Linked DNA regions of Mus musculus: region 1 is linked to region 2. Evidence: chromatin loops called from intact Hi-C (ENCODE). Cell type or tissue: left cerebral cortex. All regions are shown on one strand.

Region 1 (2,500 bases), 520 kb before region 2:
ACCATATTGCCAAAGAACGGCCATGATGCAAAGGGTGATGATGGCAGACATGTACTTAGTACACATCAGAACAGCATGTATATGAGCCATGAAGGGATCTGTTTTTAGAGTCAGACCTATGACTTCATTTTCTTTCTTTTAGTTGCTTCCTATGAATCCCTTAACTATAACAGAGGAACTGTGAAGATAAACAAACAAACAAACAAACAAACCCCCAAACCCCACATTTCCTTCTTAGGATGTGAGAAAAGGGCTATATTAGGCCTTTCAGTTTCCTTGACATTTATTATGATCCTGTTATTTCTCCTGAGGGCTTCCTAGACACACAAGAGAGCAATAATCAAAATTTCCAATCAACGACAACACGGACACACTCAAGCTCAAGTAGTTAACCTGTATTACCCAACGATATGCACAGACAGAAATCAACCTGTGATCCACCCTGCTCTGCCTGGGTAGATGGTTGTCTGTTGATTCATTTGTTCATTCAAGTGTTACAGAGTGCTTATCATATGCTAGACAGCTGAGTAGGGATTCAGGCAGTCAAGGATCTCTTTATTTTGTAGACATTTTAGCAGGATTTGAGAGACAACAAGCAAGTAAATGCACAGTTGATCAATAAAGTACTCTATCTTGAGTAAAATTATGAAGAAAAGAAGTGCTGTGATAGTGAATGAAGGGTGATTGAGTTCAATGGGACTGAATCCTTAGGAAGTTTCGATTACTTAGCTAATACTGATTTGATGTGTAGAGGATACTGTGGTCTACTGTATCTTTCACCAAGGCTCCCTTTCCTGACTTCCTGACTAGCTTCAGTTTCTGTGATACTATAGTATCTTTTCATCAAGACTGCTGTGTCAGGTGAGATGATAGATGATACATTGAAAACTCTTTGTGAAGTTCCATTCAAAAGAATCTATTGCATACTATATAGCAGGAAAGCATCAATGAGGACAGGCAGACAGGCAGACATACAGACATACACATGTGTACAATTTAGTCTGTTCTAATGCATGTTATAATGGTTAGGATTCCTTTTTTAAACTTGTTTTTATAAAAGGGGGAAACTTATACAATGGAATTTGTACAGCGAAACTTGTTTTTTCTTACATTGTATTAATGTAGGTTTTTAAATACTTGGAAATCCTGCATTATATTTACTTAGCACTCATTTCCCTGTACACTTCTAAACTTATACAAAGGCTTTATTGTTTGTCTTGGTTGGTCACTAAGTGGGATGCAGCTTCTAGTTTGACTTGATCATTTGTTGGCTTGTAGCCTCTGGTTTATTTTAAAGTTCTACTTCCCAGAAAAGAAGTGTCTATTTCTGAAGTTATTTACTATACTATGTGTGAGTTATATCCTATATGCCTTATGGTTCAATCCACTTCTGTGACACAGCTAGACAAGTCTATTCACATTTTCCACTCTTTAATGTATTTCAGCAGACTAAGGAATATTGGCTGAGGATACAGAAGCATACATCTTATGAGAAAATGGGTCGGCTTACCATCTCTTACTTTGAGATGGGAGCACTGCCAAATACATTCACAGCAATAAAATTATTCCCTAACTTACAGTGATGAATGGGGAAAAGGTGCCTCTTTACTGCAGCTAAATTTTACAGAGGACAGAACAAATAGGAGAGAAGAAATGAAAGTTGCTTGTAGTTTCTTCCTGACCCCTGTAGAAGTTTGAGTAACGTGTCACTAAATATTGTTTTTGCTTAGCTTATCTAGGACAGAAAGTGCATATACGTTGTTTTTTTCAAACCCAGGTAGAAAAACAGTCTAGTGTTATCACCACCCTGCAAATCATACACGAGCAAATAACAGCCCTGAAATGTCAAGACTTTGGGCAAAAAATAGAATTTCTTTTAAACACTTACTGAGTAATTGGAGCTATTTTTTTTTAAATCATGACAATGACTTTAGGACTCAAAAATTAACACAATACTTTAGAATTTAGTTGGAAAGTGTAAGAGACGGAAACTAAAGGATATCAAATGCAGTAACTAAAACAGGAAAAGGTGAAATATGACCAGGAAATATCACTCAAATCTCATGATTTCCTTACAGTTTAAGCAAAGCAAGTTAAGAACTGTTGTCAAAGCCTCTCTAATCATCTCTTTTAAGAAATCGGTGGTACTCATAGGTAAGGCACCATGAGCCTTGGAGGAAGGACCCTTTTTAGAGATGACTGTGAGCAGGCATTCTCAGAGGAAGATGGAGAGGCTACATCCCATGTTGACAGGGCAAGTTGGAGCCAGACAACAAAGAGCATCAGTTGAAAAGGGCCAGGCACAAAAGGCCTAAGTAGGGAAGGGATGAACCAAAGATAACTCCAGCAGGAATGTTTAACTTCAGGCAATAGTACCTTGTCAGAGAAGCAAAGCTCTCTTTTACTAATATCCCAAGAGAGGAGGTTCTATGAATACCCTTTGCCTTTCAGCTGGATAGAGGCAAGGTTTCGAAGAGAAACATCTGGGCTGCGGAGGGAT
Region 2 (2,500 bases):
ACTTTAGTTTCTCTAGATGCTTTTATGCACTATTCCTTTGCACTTAGTGTGTCTTCTTTTTCTAAATTTGAGTGTGCTTTTTCCACAGTAGCACTAGTTATGAGCTAGCAAACATGGTCCAGTATACCTAAGCAGGAGCAACTCTCAGTAAATTAAACAAATGCTACCAACTTATAACAGTTGTGTTTTTGGATATCACTTCCAGGGATGCCCTGAATTGTTAATAAAACTATACAGCATTCTCATGACACAATAAATATAGCCTTAATAATTTTATTGTTATGTCTTGTAAATAGGGATTTGAATCAGCAACTGATACATACTTAGCTTGTCCTGTTCAATTCCTCTTCCCACTGACTATCAGAGCCTGAACTCTACCAGGTCCAATCAGAAGAGGGGAAAGTCAATATAATTCTATTCAGGATTTGTGCTAACAAATTTAAAATTTATACAGTATGAACAGGGGTTTGGAGAGAGAAAGGAAACCCAAAATGCCATGTCACATCCTTTCCTAACCTGTGAGCAAACGAGGATTTCCCGACATCCCATCCCTAGTTATGAGCCACTTCCTTCTGTGCTACAATGAGGAATTCTGCTTTATAGGAACACAGTATCACATACTTATTCACATTAAAGCACCTTATAAGTGTAGGCTCACAACCTATTATTTGGTTTCCTCAACCTTCATTGTCTGGAAGCATGCAACTGTTAGGAACTGAGTCTTAAGATCAGTTCCCTAGAAAAACAGCTCGACTACACAGGATGTGTCCAAGACATCTATGCACACTTGCATTAGAGCTTAAGCTAATTACCCTTAATCATTGCCTAGGGCACTCTTATTTTATTCCTCCCACAAATCCTCATGCCCTGAACAATACACTTCAGAGTAAAATATGTGAATTCCAGAAATATTGCAAAGCAGTTTAAATGTCTCTAATGTGAATTGTGCAGCAAAATGGCTCTATCTCCTAGTGATATTTTGTGGGAGTCAGAAGTTTCACTTCCACTGGAATAGTGTCAAGTGTGACTAAACATAATTTTCAGTTTTCTATGCACAATATTTTCATAAAACCCCATATGGTTTACAGCATGACTCATTAGACTCTAGTAAAATAGTCAAATGTTCTTTTATAAAGTGCTAAGTGAAACTCTCTCATGTGATATTAACATTTATTTTTTAATATTAATTTTTAAATTATTTTAGTAGTTCTTTGAGATTTTCTTATGATGTCTTTGGATCATATTTATTCTCCTCTCAACTTTTTCCAGATTGACTCCTGCTTCCGTACCCAACCCAACTTTGTGTCTCAATAAATAAATCAAGACCAATTTGTGTTACCCACATATTTGTGGATGTGACTACTGGTGCATGGTCAACTTACCAGGAGAAATTGATTTTCTCTCTCTCAGCAGCTATCAATTGTCTGCAACTTCTTGGCTTGGAATGGGGCATCTCACCAAATTCTTTCTCTTTGTGGCATGATTAGGCCGGGCTTGAGCATGAACCAGTATTGTGCATGCTGTTACAACTTCTGTGACTTGCATGCAGAAATGGAGGGATCTGGGATCATTGTGGGAGAAGAGATCATCTACCACCATGCACTTTTTACACCTCTCCTTCCACAATGATCCCTGACCCCTCCATTTCAGATAACCACACTGTCACCTATGGGAATACAATCTGTGCATCCAAAGAACATGGGTGTTCTGATCACAAGAAGTAAACCGTTGAATCATGGTTATTAATATCTACTGAGGAATCTAATAGATCCTTAGTGAATATTTTGAAAATTTAAAATCAGACATTTTTTTTTTAGGTGGCAGCAAGCCTGAGCCCTTGTACAGTTAGGCAAATGTTGTGACACTGAGTTGCACTGTCTACTAGCTTTCTCATTGTTCTGACAAATGCACGTTATAGAAGGGCTTGCTTTGACCCACAGTTTGAAGGTGTCTTATACAATAGCAGGGAAGTTACGGGGAGTTTTGAGCCTGAGATATCTGGCCCTGTTTTCTCTATGGTTAGGAAGCACAGGGAGAACCATATTGGTTCTCAGCTTCTTTTCTCCTTTGTAGTCATTCCTGGAAACCCAGAACAGGTGGAGGTGCCTCCCACAGTTATGGTTGATCTCCTTACCTTATTTAATGTACTCTGGAGTCCTCCAGACAGACATTCCCAAAGGTTAGACTCCCAAGTAATTCTACTTTCTGTCAAATTGACAATGTTAGCCATCATTTCAAACCCTTAAATAAGAAATTTGTTTGTTTGTTTGTTTATGGCATTAGTCTCACTACATATCTCAGTCTGGCCTCAAAATTGTGATCCTCCTATCTTGGCTTCGTAAGTCCTGGGATTACAGGCATGCCCTGCTATGGCAAGCTAAAAAGATGATCTTTTTGAACATTTTCTATATGTCAAATCATAACCTAGCAGGTCTCGTTAACCAACCTTTATCTCCCATTTAAATCTAAAGAAAATCCTGCTTTTTCAAGTTTCTGTACA

What was found. Hi-C counts contacts between places; a loop is a spot of excess contacts. Peaks named below come from ENCODE experiments on the same cell type or tissue, not always from the same donor. Only the 100,000 strongest peaks of a DNase experiment are listed, where the experiment ranks them.
Region 1: it touches region 2 in a loop (2.1-fold over the local background); 1 of 42 quality-filtered maps calls a loop at or near these places.

Annotation. Positions count from the first base shown.
Region 1 is chr8:40,118,914-40,121,413 of GRCm38, reverse strand. No RefSeq gene overlaps it. Among named protein-coding and RNA genes, the nearest start is that of Fgf20, 170 kb to the left of the region's middle. In left cerebral cortex, no CTCF peak of the experiment used is centred here; a DNase peak (open chromatin) is centred at 1,470.
Region 2 is chr8:39,600,274-39,602,773 of GRCm38, reverse strand. All of the region lies in intron 8 of Msr1 (macrophage scavenger receptor 1), which reads left to right. Among named protein-coding and RNA genes, the nearest start is that of Msr1, 41 kb to the left of the region's middle. In left cerebral cortex, no CTCF peak of the experiment used is centred here; a DNase peak (open chromatin) is centred at 985.